2 separate regions of the Homo sapiens genome follow, and region 1 is linked to region 2. Evidence: chromatin loops called from intact Hi-C (ENCODE). Cell type or tissue: K562. All regions are shown on one strand. Region 1 overlaps PAPPA2 (pappalysin 2). Region 2 overlaps PAPPA2 (pappalysin 2).

Region 1 (8,000 bases), 190 kb before region 2:
ATTATATGCATTTTTTTTTACTGTACAGGGTTGGTACTCTTAATCTACATGTTCAAGAGTACAGGCTTAGTTTTATTTAAGTAAATAGAAAAATAAAGATTTATGATGAAAAGAAAAAAGGAAAGAAGGAGAAGAGGAAAAAGATCTGAGGATGCCATTGTTCTTTACAACAATATTTATGTTTTTCTTGAAAAACAATGTATCTTCATATAAAACTAAATATCCTCTTAACCATATGATCCAGCAATCACATTCCTTGGTATTTATTCAAAGACATTTAAAAATTTATGTCTATAGAAAAGCCTGCATGTGGATATTTATAGCAGCTTTATTCATAATTGCCAAAACTTGGAAGAAACCAAGATGTCCTTCAATAGGTATATGGATAAATAAACGGTTGTACATTCACATAATGGAATATTATTGAATGATAAAAAGAAATGAGCTATCAAGCCATGAGAAGACATGAAGGAAACTTAAATGCATATAACAATGTGAAAGAAGCTAATCTGCAAACCCTACACACTGTGTAATTCCAACTATATGACATTTCCAGAATATGACATTATGGAAAAGGCAAAATGATGGAGATGGTAAAAATATTAATGGTTGTGAGAAGTTTGGGACAGCAGGGATGTAGGGTATGGTGGTGAATAGGCAGAACACAGAGGATTTTTAGGGCAGTGACAATGCTGTGTGTGATACTGTAATGATGTATCATTACACATTTGCCCAAGCACATAGAATGTACAACAAACACTGAGAGTGAATTCTAATGTAAACTACAGATTTGATGTGATTATGATGTGTCAACGTAGGTTCATCAGTTGTAACAAATGTACCACTCTGGTGGGGGATGTTGATAGCAGGAGTGGCTAGGCATGGGTGGGATCATTGGGTGTATGGGAAATCTCTGTACCTTCCTTTCAATTTTTCTGTGAACCTACAACTGCTCTAAAAGAATAAAGACCTTAAAAATAAAACAACAATGCTCTTTTAAATGGCACAACCACTTAAACATTTAAATTATTTTACAAATTGGTTTTATAATTCAATGCATATCACATTAACCTTTTTCGACTGTCTTGTATAAAGTGAAACATATTCACAAACACACACATACATACACACACACATATATTCATACAGATATATGACCACATTGGTGTATGTGTATGATAGATACTGGATCAAAACTGCTAACTCTCAATTATCCATCTTTATAAAAATAATCAGAACAAAGATAATTGAAACAGTAACCATAACTTTTTAATTTTTGTGTTTTTATATACAGTCATGTGTCACTTAACATTGGGATACATTCTGAGAAATGTGTTGTTAGGTGATTTTATTGTGCAAATATCAAAGAGTGTACTTACACAAACCTATATGATATAGCCTAGTACACACATAGGCTATATGGTGTAGCCTACTGCTCGTAGGCTACAAACCTGTACAGCATGTTATTACTGTACCAAATACTGTAGGCAATTATAACACAATGATGTGTTTGTGTATTTAAACAAATCTAAACATAGAAAAGGTACAGCAAAAAATACTGTATTATAATCTTATGAAATCATTATTATATATACAGTCTTTCATTGAGACAAATGTAATGTGGTACATGACTGTAATTTTATTTTCTAGGAAACACATTAATATTACTGATTAAATTTCATTTTGATGATATTATAAAAATACCAGTTGAGCCATGAAGAAGATGGCTCTGAAGCAGACTAAAGAATAAGGGGAAAAAATCTGGACAGGTATCATTCATAAAATAGATGTGCTTTTTCTAGATAAAAGAGAGTTGCAAGGACATTCTCTGGTAGAGAACTGCTTGGATAATCCACCTACCAAGAGCTGGGGAATTTCTATGAAAAGACCTTACTCTTGGAATCACTACTTTTCCTTCATGCTTTTTTCCTGCAAGCAAGTTATTTGTGTATCCCTTCTGCCCTAAGCTGTCTAGTAAGTTGAAACCATTATAGCATGTGGCTCTTTCAGGATATGAGACACATGTAGTTGGATAACTCCAAGGTTACTGCATACATTCGCCTATCTCAGGCTAAACTATTGTGGTGAAAATAATCCCTGCCTTTTGAAATCCCTACCCTTGCATAATCTCCACAACTTGAGTGTGGGTGGGACAAGTGACATGCTTCTAATCAATTGAATACAAAGTTGACAAGCTGTAACACTTGTGATTATGTTACAAAAGATTGTAAAATTTACTTGCTGAGAGACTCTTTGTCTTGTTGGCTTTGAAGAAACAAGCTACCATAGGTGAGCTTCCCAATGGAGCAGACTATGTGGCAAGGAAGTAAGGGTGGTTTCTGTGCAACATCCAGCATAAAAACTGAAGCCCTCAGTCTGACAGTCTTTTGGAACCAAATACCAACAACCATGTGAACTTGGAAGTGGACCTTCCCCAGTCAAGCCTTCAAACGAGAACACATTCCTAACTGACACCTCATTATAGCCTTACAGATGACCCAGCTAAGCGTTGCCTAGAATCCTGACCCTCAGAAACTGTAAGATTATAAATAAGCATTGTTGTAAGATGCTATATTTATAGTAATATTATTATACAACATTAGAAAACTAATACACACATAAGCCAGGCTTTCAAAATTATGTTTCTTTTCCTGGGTTAGATGCACTTTAATCTCAGAGAGAGTAGAATATGTTTCCTCAGATTTTTTTTCTTCTCTAAGAAACAAGATTTTTATTTTTTTATTTTTTTGGTCTGGGCTAGGACCCCATAGGAGCTGGGTCAAAACTTCTCTTTTTCTATTGTCTTCAAATCCTCTGGGTTGTGCCCATAAAATTGCCCTAATCTGAATTGCATATTTCCTACACTTTCCCAAAAGTCCAAAGTATCTTTACAATTTTCCCCTTGGTAACCTACTTCATCAGGTTTCCCCAGCTTGCCTGTATTACTTGGAGCCTGAATTTACAAGTCATCATTTCCTCAAAACAAATATGCCCGTTCACATAAGTAGATGTAAAATACAGCTGTTATTTGATTATTCCAGGGCTAGTTAAACTTTTGTTACCTGAATCAAAATATGATTTGAGAGAGGGTGGCAGGATTTCTTGAAGAGTAGTAGACATGAATCGATTTCTGAAATAGTTCACCATTTATATAATAGAAGCTTTCCTTCCCAGAAACAAGTTACTTGGATTCCAGTCTTACTTTTGCTAATCCCAAATAAAGTAAATTTGTGCCCTTGAGTCTCAGTTTCCTCAGCTGAAAAATTATGCCTGTTCCATTGAGTCACTTAAATGGTTTTTGAACAACAGTCTATCTCTTTCTATACACAAACGCACATGAATACACACATGCAAACACACACACTACACATATAATGAGAGTGAGAACAAGCGAGAGAAGAACCCCAGTTTCCATATGGATATTTATTTTAAAAGATTAATATCTTATTCAATTTTATATTAGAACACCTGGCTTTGATAAGTTATAGTTCAAGGCAAACCTTAGAACCCACTATGATTTTACATTTGTGAGTATCTATTACTTGTTTTCCATCTCAATCAGAATGTGTATTTATACTGAATAAACTAATAAGGTATTTATACTTTATGTTGGTCTTTGCTTAAGTTCAAAACATTAAAAAAATATGAATTTCTAATTAGCTCAAATCTATTCAGAAATTATATTTTAAAATAGTATTCGCCTGTAGTCCCTGCTACTTGGGAGGCTGAGGCAGGAGAATGGTGTGAACCCGGGAGGCAGAGCTTTCAGTGAGCCAAGATCGAGCCACTGCACTCCAGCCTGGGCAACAGAGCGACACTCCTGTCTCTAAAAAAAAGAAAAAAAGAAAAAGAAAAACAGTATTGAAGCCAGGAAGGAACTCCTGTGTGGAACACGAAAGACACAGAGAACAGAGGTTTCCTCTTGGTTATTTGACAAGACTTTCTCTGCTGGTTATCAACTTATTGCCTCTCAGTTCCAAATCCACCCTTCATTGCCCTGCTTTATGATACTAGAGCTGGACCATGAAAACATTTCTCTTTACCAGCTAGCATGTCACTTTTTTCTTCAGTAGATGGCACTGGAGAGACATTGCAGGATGAAGAGGCTTGCCTTCATTCCTATGTGCTTTCCCGTCCTTGCTTCTCCAGCCATGTGTGGGACAACCAGTGGTGCTCACCACCTAGTGAGTTTCAGGGACACTCCACATGTCCCAGCAAGTCTTATCAGCATCTTAGCTGGCTTCTCAACAAGTCTCAGTGGCACCCCTGTGGATGTCTCCCATCAAGTTTCATTAGTGCCCAGTGGGGAGACTCCCAGAAAGTTCCAGCAGCACCACAGTGACAGCTTTCCAGAAGTCCCAATTGTGTTCCAGAGGCAGCTTCTTCATGAGCTTTTACCTGCACCCCAGTGAGCATTTTCTGACTACCAGCCCCATTCCATTCTGTAGAACCTCCACAAACTTCTCTGCCACACAATGTTCCACAGCTGCACCTCCTCCAGTGAGATCTGAACCTCAGCTTTGGGTTGGGAGCCTCTTCCACATTTGTTCCTTTCTTGGATACTCTTCTATCACTCATAAAAGTAATGGTTGCTCCCTTTATCAATCATTCTTTTATTTGTTAGAGTTCTCCCTGCCCTTTAGTAGTTAATTCCATTACTGGTTAATAATTACTTTTATGAAACTTCTCTATTTTAATTACTGTGTCCTTATTGGATCCCAACTAAGATGGGATGGTACTGGGGTTAATAGTACAAGACAGATTCACAAGGATGGGATTTGGGGACAAGTTTGATTGTGCCTTTGGTCTTGAGTACAATCATTGGGATATGGGATGCTAGTAATCCACGGCATCCAGCAGCATCACTATTTCTCAAGCTGCCATGTTTGGTTTATTGTGATGAAGAGCCAACTGAAAAAATGTCTGCTGTATTTGACTATAGGTGTGCTGCACACCACTGGCCAAGCATGTCACAGCAACAGAAGAGAAGAAATTACACCAGAAACAGCAGAGAAAACCCCTCCTCCTGCATTGTCTATCTAGCACCCTCTACTGATGATGTGTAACATGATACCCGTTGGCAAAGGATAAATAGTGATAAAAATCCAGCTCTACTATTACAATACATGTGATGAGGGTGGATTTGGAACCAAGAGGCAACAAACAAATTGACTGATAACTAGCACACCTGATTGGCAAAAAATAAAGATGGGGAATACTGTGAAAATTGCCACAGGTGGTACTCCAACCTGGTATTAGAAGGTGTTACAAATCTCACATGTATTATTTTCAGTCAATCTCACAAGAATACTATAAGGTCATTTCTCTTGGCTTCCCATTTAAATACTAACAATATAGAAATATATGAAAATTATTATCAATACCAAAAACCAAGATTGGCAACCAAAATCTGTAAGGATTTTCTCTTGATTGAAAAAAATATTGGAGTTAAATTGAGAAACATCATTGGAAACCAAAGCATGTACTTTTTGTTTCCTGAAAAAGAGAGAATAGTAATGAAGCCAAACTAAAAGAAAAAAACAGATCATTCTTTCTTCATTTCCTGGCCCCTGTAAAGACGAGAAAACTGGGCCCTGTTTTTCATGGGTCAGAGATCTGTTCTCCAGTCATTATTCCCATCAGTACTACCTTTTCTTTACTCATTTCAGACTTCAGGTTAGGAAGTATAGAGGTCTTAGTGAGGTAGGGTGGGGTGTGGAACCAGTGGCAAAAGCCGTTATATATTGGGAGATATATGTCCTAAAGGTAAAATGCTACTGAGTCCTAAAGAATCCTAGAGGTTTGAGGATCATGGGATAAACTTTTGGAATAAAATCTTGGAGTAGTTGGACATGGCAAAATCTGAAAGCTTTGTAAACAGTGCAGTGAAGCTATGTGCCTGGGGCTCACTGGCAGCAAAGACAGAGAAAGGTTAAAAATAAAAGAAAGGCAAATATTTATCAAACAAATACAAACAAAAGGAAGGCAGGGATAGACATTTTAATTCCAGAAAGAGTAGAATACAAAGCCACAGGCATTTAAAGGGGTAAAAGGATTGGCAAGATGTATGATCCTAATAAAGATAAAAGGCTCACAAAAAATTATATACTTAACTATCTAATATCAAATTATATAAATCAAAAACTGTTTGGAATACAAGGGAAAAATGAAAGAAGCACAATTGCATAAAAGGTTGACACCACATTCTCAACCAGGTAGACTGGGAAATCTATGCAGATTGAAGAAAAAGTGTAAATGCTGTAAAGAGATGAGTAGAGTAGTCAAAAGTTTCAATTATGGTCATCAATCCATGTCCTGGAAAAGGAGATAATGTTCTGTATCTTTTGAAGATTCAGCACTCATAGATCTTATGGATATATTATCAGGTAAGTCACAGAAGTTACAATCAATTTTTTCATTTTATCCATGTGATTGGAAGAACAAAATTCGATAGGAGAAACCACATGCCCATCAGCAATTCTTGCCTGCTGTTAAACTTTTCTATCTTGACCTTGTAAATTCCCAAAGTAGAAAGAGTCCTGTTTGTCTGTAAACTAATTCACTCACTTAGGTATGTTAACATATTGGTGTCTGGGTTATATTTTAGACACACTGCAAATCCCATTACATTAATAAAATAGATAGTTTCCACTTCCCAAAGCCATCAACACAATCCTGGGATGGTTGGAGGTTTGCCTGATCCTGATACTGTGGCAAGTTGTGCAGAACCTATCCCTAAAGTGGCCAGAGCTGGAAACAACTGGAGGGTAAGAATGAATTAAGCTCTTCTTGAGCACTGGTGGCCAAAATCAGGAAAACTAAACTTGGTTTTCAAGACTAAAGGGTTCATGATCAGTAGAATAAGCTCAAAGGGTCATAAACTGGGTAGTCATCATAACAGAGTGAGAAACAAGACTGAGACAGAACCAAGTTAAAGGAACCAGGGAATGAAGAAAGAATAACCTGTTTCCCTCTCCTCTTTTAGTATGGCTCTATTCTTTAAATGCATTTTTTTTCCAGAAAATAAAAACCGTGCATGCTTTGATTTCCAATTATGTTTCTCAATTTAACCCCAGTACATTTGTAATCAGGAGGAAATCCTCACAGATTCTGGCTGCCAGGCTTGCTTTTTCATTTTGATAAGAGTTTTCGTATTCTGTGTTGTTAGTAGCTAAGTGGGAAGCAAGGAGAAATTACTTTGTCCAAGACAAAGATCATGAACATCACTGGAGAGGCTGACTTAGGTTTACTGGCTTTCATCTGAGATTCTGTGGGCCAATCAGGTTGGTTTTAAAGTGTAGTGTTGCAGGAGGGATGGGCCACTGGTCATTAATGTTTAAATACAAAATGGATAACACATATTCTACTGGCAGGCATCTGTCAGCTCTCCCCTGCCCATGTAAGTATCAGTGGAATTCAGGTCATAAGGGGTAAGAAGGAGGTAGCCAGGAATCCCTCTCACTATGCCCAGAATTTGAGGGTTTTATATCGTGGTGCCTCTACATATACAACTGTGACAGACACAGGCTGCAAAAACACTTTGACTCTTTGAGAATACATAGGGATTTAGGTTTCAGTTATATTCACAATTAAAGTATATGGGATTTACCAGGCTCCCGGTATATCAAAATTTACTACATTGTACTGATTTGCTGGCTGACAAGGAAAAGTCAATTTGCATGGCTCCTGTCAGTCACATGTGGTTTGGAAATGCTTATGCATTCCAGATACACAGTGTAAACTGGAGAATCATATCCTATTTCTCCTGGTTTGCATGCATGCATATGAAACTTGTTTTTCCCACAGTGCCACATGAGAAGAAGTGAAGAACTAGCGGCAGTAATTACAATTAATCAACTTCTTTGTTGAGACTTCACAGCTATGATTGTAAGGGGAATTCTTGTTCCTCATGTCTAGAAAGGCTGTAACTTCTACTTTTTTTTTTTCTTGTTCAGTTCTGTTCATGGAGCATTTAGAGATAAAGTCGGCAACTGTCATCC
Region 2 (8,000 bases):
TGCAACAGAGACTGCATGGCCCAAGAAGCCTAAACTATCTACTATCTGTCCTTTTACAGAAAAAGTCTGCTGTCTTCTGCCCTGGGCTCAAGAGCTTGGACTCAAGAGTCTAGAGTCTTGCAACTTGAATTATGGTCCACATACTAGCAACAGCAACAGCACCTGAAGCCTGTTAGAAATGCAGAATCTCAGGCTGCCCCAGACCTATTGAACCCAAATCTGCATTTGCGTAAGGTAGTTGTGTTAGTACAAGAAGTAGATGCCAATACAGGATTAAATATGTAGGATTTTACTGGGGGGGACAATTCCGAGGAAATATAAACAGATCCTGAAAAGGCTGGGAGAGACATCAGTCATTGCTGCAAGTCTGACTCTGAAGGAAAAAAAAGAGGGAAGGAAGGTGGGATGGAAGTGTTGTTGACTACAGTGCAGTCTAAGGAATTTCCTGCAAGGCCTTTTTGAGTCCTCCAGCCAAAGTCAATGACTGTCTCTCAGGAACTGGTCTGCCTTTAACCATGCCACCCCAGGGATCTGTGGCCTCAGTGAAAATGCAGTGATGTGTTTCAGAGCACAGCGCCTGGGGTCCTTGGTCCATGAAACTGCCTGCACTGTGCAAGACGTACTTACATTGCACCTGCTGCCAGGTGTATTGCCATGGCAGACATCTTAAGAATAGTCTCAGCTGATCTCTATTCACACTGAAGTTTGAGAAGAAATGCTCTAAAGTATGAGTTAGCAAACTTTCTACAAAGGGCCAGACAGTAAATATTTTGGGCTTTGTGGGTCAGAAGGCCTCTTTTGCAACTACTTACCTCCACCAGTTAGCAGGGAAGCCACCACAGAGAACACATAACCAACATGGGTGTGGATGTGTGCCAATAAAACTTTATTTACAAAAACAAGCTTCAGCTTTAGACCTGATGTGACCCATAGGCCATAATGTGCCAACCCCTGCTCTAGAGTTCTGGGGTTTAAACTTCCTTAAAGTAATTAAGCCCCTCCTTCACATGAAACAGGTAAGGGAGGGGATGCTCCTATTGAAGGTGGAAAGGGAGCCCTGTACTCAGTGATTTCCCCTCAGAAGCTCCTAAGACACCTCAGTAGGCAGCAAAAACAGAATCTGAAAGCCACTGCCCTGGATCCCACAAAGAGACTCCAGTTTCAGAAAGTTCCCTCCACCCTTTTATTCATCCTTAATGGACAGTCAGCTGTCTAAATTTCTATTTTGTCTATTCTACAAACATAACTGAGAGTCCCTAATACTGTGCTAGATATTTTGGAATCACAAAAGTTAATCAGACATGCATTTGCCTCTGGAGGAATTACCAGTGGATAGAAATGAGACATGCACATAACAAATAAGGCAGGAAGCAATATGCACCCTAGGAAACCACACATGAAGGGCCCTGGAAGCAGAGACATAGAGAAAATTACTTTCCCATAGGGATGAGGGGCATGGCCACAGGCTTCGAGAAAAAGGGTCATAGTCACAGTCTGTTTCACTTCTTAAACCAGATATCATACAGCCCCTCCATGTTACTCTCTTCTTGAGGGCCATATAGCCACATGATAAAACCTTCTACACAAAGATGCTAATTTACAACCATCAGGGGCTATGCCCTGTTCACACAAGTCAACTCGTGCAACTCGTACTCATCACTGTGGGTAAATCCATCCCCAGAAACCAACAGCAAGCCCTCACATCCATGGGTCGTCCATGCTTAGGGCAGGTGGCCATGACTTTGCTGCACATGTGGATCCTAACCAGGGAGCAGAGTTCTAATGTGGAGGGAACTGCACAGTTCCACAGGATTCTTGGAGGACAAACACTCTGACTTCAAACCTTGCTGTGATATAGGAAGAAGCAACTGAGGAGAGGGCCATGCAAACCTCATCTTCAGGAAGATTCTGGGAAAAGTATAGATTTGTCTCTTCACCTGTCATTGAGTCCTATTGGATAAAGGGAGAGATCCCACACGTGGCCTGCCTTTTACATTCTCTTCACATCTACGTGAATCTGCCTTCTATGAAGCTCCATATTCTATGTGGATGACACCCTCCACCTTGAGTACAAACCTCCCTTATTGGGAGAAGGGGATGTTTCAGCATTCTGTGAAATCTCATTTCTTAGATGTCAAAAACAACAACAACAACAACAACACTTACCAATATAGGCCTTAAACAATAGGTTTTATACATAATGTCAGCAGACCCTGGCCATCAAGAAATCGTGAAGGGTCTTGATATGGTTTGACTCTGTCCCCACCCAAATCTCATCTCGAGTCGTAGCTCCCATAATTCCCACATGTTGCAGGAGGGACCTGGTGGGAGGTAATTGAATCATGGGGGTGGGTTTTTCTGTGCTGTTCGTGTGATAGTGAATAAGTCTCAGGAGATCTCATGGTTTTATAAATGGGAGTTCCGCTGCGCACGCTGTCTTGCCTGCCACCATGTGAGACATGACTTTCCTCCTCATTCACCTTCAGCCATTGTTGTGAGGCCTCCCCAGCCATGTGGAACTGTGAGTCCATTAAAGCTCTTTCCTTTATAAATTACCCAGTCTCAGGTATGTCTTTATCAGCAGCTTGAGAACAGACTAATACAGCTCTGAACGTTGTGTGAACTATGTGAACATGTTCATTTTTCTAGGGAGTGGACATAGCTTTCATCAGATTTTCAAAAGGTTTTATGGCCTCCAGAAAACTTTAGCACTGTTGTCCAATTTATTCAAAATAGTACTGCTCAGGCTAAAAAGAATGGATTTTTTTAAATAAAATAAATGAGCCCTTTGGGGCCTCTGATTCTACTGCATTTACAACACATTAGACTGTGTTGTAAAAAAAGTCTGTTTACCATCATTCTCATTTTACAATCTAGCAAACTGAATTCCTAAGAAATTAAAGTGAATATTCCACCTAAGGAAAAATGATAGGTTAGTGGGTTAGAACCAAAGACAAGCAGGTTAACGTGCTGCTCCCAGTAATGATTGCCTCCCACTGTTAGCTCCTGCCAGGCCATGAGTAAACACAGTGGCCAAGCCCTATGGTGGGCACTTTACATACATGACTTGTTCAAGCATCATAACGACTCTGCAAGACTTTGTCTTATTTTTCATTTTTTGGAGCTTTTTTCATTTTTATTTAAATGGAATGATATTTTGTATACATATATTTTTCTCCTTTTTCCATTTGAGGAAATGAAGGCATAGAAAAGCTCAATGGATCGCTGAAGACCACAGCCCTGATAAGCGTCAGAGATGGAATCTGTTGCCAGGTTGGCCTGCCTCCCAAGTTCTACACAAGCATATACTCTAATGCTCGGATCCTCAGAGGAGGAAAACTTGTCTTCATGTCAGGGACAGTTTCTTAGACATCTTTGTGCTCCCCACAGGGCCTTGCCGTGCTTTGCATGGAAGGCACTCAATAAATATTTGTCGGATGAAGAAACCTGGGCTCAGGCTCCAATTCTGCCATGGACTTAGTGACTCAGTCTCCTGCAACTTGGAGCTGCAGGTGGTTACTCAGCTGGGCAACTTCAGGGAACATTTGAAATCAATTATGGGTGAGGAGGAACCTATTAAAATCTTCTCTTTTGTGTATGTTGGGGTTAAAAGAGAGGAAAGGAAGTTGAGAAGGCGGGAAAGGAACAGGATGGTTTCAAGGTTGGGTGCTGGAGCTTAAAAGTTACACACGTGGATGGGACAGAATTTGGCTTACGTCCAGTTCTCAGTTCCAATGGCCCAACCAAATGGGCTCCTGACCTCAGTCTACTCCTAGGTGGCCACATGGCCCTGAGCTGCCAGGCCCCTGACTAGCTACTCTTACAGAGGACTCTACAGTGGAGCAGTTGTACACAGTCCTCTCCTACACCTTGGTTGTTCTGTCTCCGCTATGGGAAATAGGCCACTTCAGAAGATCTACCTTGCAGGGACCCAGGTACCACGTCTCGCCTTCTGAGGGCCAGAGAGACGTTCAGCACCCAAAGCCTGTGAGCTCCGTGTTGTCCTCAACTCTAAATAAATGTATTCTGGCAATTCATTCTGGAATTCAACTTTCTATTTTGGAAGAATGTGGGAGTTTGGAGTGGGGGAGGGAGAGGGGAAACTTTAGTTGATTTTCTTTTCTTTACTAGTTGCTAAAGTGCAAGTTAGTCACAACCCCAAAAATGTCACTTTTGCCCTTTCACATAAGCCCCGCAAAAAACACTTGCATAAAGCTGACCCCAAGGGATGCCAACGAACAACATTCTGGGAGAGGACAATTAAATACACACAGCCCAGAGCCAGGGCAGGACAGTCCTCCAAGAAATCAGAGACATTCCCCACTACGTGGCTGCCTACTCTCCTGTGAATGAAGCAACACTGCCACCTAGTGTTCCGTGTAGAAAGTATCCTCTAAGACCCCCGCATCTGGGGCTGGGGAGGGGAATGTTCCTCTGTAAATTGCTATGGCTGCATTGCTTGAAGTCTCTGTTGAATAAAAAATGCCCTAAATTGGGTAGATTAAGGATTGGGAAACTGGGTTTAAGTTGAGTAGGTAGAAGCTACGCTTTGAGAGCTGTTGAAAAAAGTGTAGGGGCCAAGTCTTGCAGCACCTCGGATCATTCCAAGTGGAACAGCAGAATTGCTGAATTGTATGTGGCTCCCAGGGACATGATTCTATTGTCATTCTGCATAGGTGAAGGCCAGCCATCGTAGGAATAGACAATGACCAGCTCAGGGGCGAGTGCTGTATGGTAAGAGAAGGAAGATGGACTGGTCTGTCCACAGGCATGAGTAGATTAGGGTAAATGCCTTTGGCAACATTATGGTTCTCAGGCATGGAGAGCACAGGTGAAGTGTAAGCAGCTAAGCACAGTGAGTACACAAGGATGCCCAAGCCCTCAGCAGCCCTGTTGCTAGAATCCCAAAGAATGAAACCATGTTCCCAACCTCCATCTTTCCCAGACCTTTACCCTACATCTTTACTGAATATTTTCTGATGTACAGAAATCTAAAGAAAAATATAGAGTGGTAAGTGGAGATGAGATAGCCCTGGGCATTCCCTGCCCTCAACCTTTCTGGTGTAGACCTAAGAGGGGAAATACTGGTACACCACAAGGGACACTTTGATTTGAAGAGAAGGAAAATTCAGAAGCTAGACAGTCTGCAAAAGATTTTCTGCCCAATTTTACATGCTTACGGTTAAAAGAGTTCAGACGGGCACTTTAGAGAAGGATCTGAGTGTGTGCTGTGGCAGTGTTGGCAGGGGTTGGAGGCGGTGGACAGGTGGGCAAGGTAGAAAGACGTCCTGGGGTGGGGATGGGGGAGGTGCCACAAGAAATGCTGTAACTGGAATCAAATCATGACACTGCTTTCCTCTGTGCAGAGCATCAGACAGGACACAGGAGGGACAGGACAGGGGTCAAGTTTCCCCAGGTTTGGCCTCTAGTAACCCAAAGCAGCAGCCCCTTAGAGCCACCCACATAGACTCCTATTGGATCTTTCTCTCATTTTTTTTCAGCCAGGGAATTGATCCCCGGTCTTTATGTTGCTACTGCAAGAGGAGGGGTAAGCAGAGTCGTGGGTCTTAGTCTAGACTGCAAGCACACAGTTTCCCTGGCAGATGGGTACTAGGAAGCAAGATTAAGCAGCAAGAAGATGTCATCTGGGAGAAATTGTGGAGCTGCCAACTCTGATCAGATAATCATCTCATTATTTCTTCCATTTGGCCCCAGAATAAGGATTTCCTTCTACTCTTTCTCTTCCCCCACCTAACTTATAGCCCAACCCTTATTTCTCCCCTTTCCCCACTCCCTCTCCCACCCAAAAATAAAATACAGCAAAACCACAAGACTTGAGAATGCTCAGTGTCTGGGAATCCCAGCTTCCGAAGGAGAAATCACAGCCAAAGAGGGGGAGACAGAGTGTCCGGAAGGGATGTTCCAGCAACACCCCCTTGAAAGAGGCTCCCTCCTTGCCGACTTCTTTCCCTAGTCTGAAACTTTGCAGGCATCCAGTAACCTGAGAATATTTTCTTAATTCGGAAAATCTTCAAGCGATTCAAGTGTCCTGGAGTTCTATTCCCAGCCTGCCTGGCATGCCTTTTATTGCCTCAGTTTCCCCATCAATATAATGGGACTGGAAAACATGAAAGAGCACTGTGGATAATTCAAATTAAGCAGATTATATGGTTCTACTGTGCACCTTGCTTTGTGTTAGGTTCTGTCATGGGGAATTCAAAAGGATAAGGTACTAAATGATGAAATATCATGTCTAATCCATGACCCCTTGCTTCATTCCAACTTTCCCAGTAAGGCAACAGGGAACAGTTACTCTTAACCTCATTTTTCTTTGCCCTTCTGGGTGACTTTCCATGAAAAGCAAGATCTGTGTGTAGTGCAAACAAATGTGGGTCATGTTCCCAGACCAGTGCTCCTGATCAAAATCATGGAGTTATAAAAAGTTTCATTTTTTAGGTCCTTCTTACAACAACAGCAGGCCTAGAAGTCAGGATCTTGGCTTGTAAGTGCTCACTTTTTCCAGTGGACCCTACTGTTCCTAAGCTGGACACATGATTGTTGTGACAAAGTGGAGGGACCTCCAGGACCTGGACCAAAGGGCACCTTTCTGCCAAGATCCAGGGCACTCAGAGAAAAGGAAACCAGGCAGGACCTGACGGCTGTGTACCTAGCAGCCTTGTTTCCTCACCACCTGGACCAGCCCAGGCATGACTCATTGCTCAGGTCCTTGGATTCTCATCTGTCTTCAAGGTTGCCTGGGTATCTCATATTGGTCTACCGGAAATGGAGTGTGACACCCCTTCTCTTTTGGCAAAGAACCAAGGAGCTCTATCCCTTTAAAGACAGGTAAGAGAGCTAAAGTCTCCTAAGTGCAAGCACAATGTATACAAGGACATGAGATCAATACAAGGTACAGAGGCTGATATGGCTAGAGTCATTATCTCCTTTTTGATGGTGTCTGGAATCCTGCCGTGCTGATTAATAAAGGCCCTTCCCCCTCTCCCTGGCTAGCCCTTTCTGGCTTTCCTGTTGGGTCCCCTTCCCATCCTCGCTCCCTATGTCTAACCCGTCAGAAATAAAGCCAGCCATACCCTCAGGATTTCAGAAAGCCCAGGAGAAGGGTGTTACCTGCGATGATGGCTGGGTTGTTCTGTCCTCCCTCCGGTTTAACCCAGGCTTCCACTGTGAACGCCTCCCGGGGAATCTCAGCCAGCACTTCTGGACGCAGCAGCAGCCGCTCCCGCCTCCCAGAGAAGTATAAGATGGGCAGTCCTACTTGGGAGTTAAAGGTCTCTGCTTCTCGGTAGGAGCCCTCTCCACCATTTTGGTTGCTTTCCTCCGGTGGACTCTTTTTGACCCTGTGTTTAAGGGAATGCTTGGGCCAAGGTTGGAAATGTGAAGAGATACCGGAGTCTCCCTGCCCATCTTCCGCCCGCCTCTTCCACACTTGGCGACGCTGCCTGGACTTGGCCCAGCCCCTCCTTTGGGTCTCTGGTTTGGGTTCGTTCAGGGTTGTGAAAATGGCGGTGGTAGTAGTGGCAGCCATGGCTGAGCCTTTCTGAATCCCGGCCTCACCTAGAGACTCCTTGGATCTTTGATTGCCGAGATAAGCGTCATCATCTCCCAGCAGCTCAGATTGCCCAATAGGACTATCCCCTACCCATGGGGCAGCCGGCTCTTCAACTGCACCCCTCAGTCCTGCTGGATTTTCAGTCAGGTCTGGGGGAACAAGGCTCACAGCATTTCCTTCAGTGTCTGGTTTGCTGCGTCCTGTATGATGGATTTCTTGCTCCCCCACGGGGTAGGGCCTTAGGTAGTTCCCAGCCCTGCTGGGGTAGACTCCAAAGAGGTGATGCTGTGGAGAAGCTCTGGGTCTTCGAACCTTGGCCCCCAGCCAACAACGTTCTCCTTCCAACAGCACCTGATTCAGGTGTTCCCTCTCAACCAAGGATTTCTTGCGTGTCCAGCCCAGCTCAGAGTTGGCAGAACAGAGTGCCCAC

What was found. A loop is a pair of places that touch in the nucleus more often than their neighbours do. Peaks named below come from ENCODE experiments on the same cell type or tissue, not always from the same donor. Only the 100,000 strongest peaks of a DNase experiment are listed, where the experiment ranks them.
Region 1: a loop joins it to region 2, with 9 times the contacts of the local background. A loop is called at or near these places in 4 of 110 quality-filtered maps.

The regions. Positions count from the first base shown.
Region 1 is chr1:176,742,251-176,750,250 of GRCh38, reverse strand. All of the region lies in intron 14 of PAPPA2 (pappalysin 2), which reads right to left. Among named protein-coding and RNA genes, the nearest start is that of PAPPA2, 280 kb to the right of the region's middle. RefSeq lists a silencer at 2,372-2,572. In K562, CTCF peaks have their summits at 4,074 (motif pointing right) and 5,051 (motif pointing left); no DNase peak of the experiment used is centred here.
Region 2 is chr1:176,556,370-176,564,369 of GRCh38, reverse strand. PAPPA2 (pappalysin 2) reads right to left here. Exons shown (of 23, transcript NM_020318.3): 2 at 7,129-8,000. Among named protein-coding and RNA genes, the nearest start is that of PAPPA2, 97 kb to the right of the region's middle. RefSeq lists a silencer at 4,271-4,320 and an enhancer at 6,323-7,522. In K562, a CTCF peak has its summit at 4,366 (motif pointing left); a DNase peak (open chromatin) is centred at 4,379; H3K27me3 peaks cover 1,317 bases.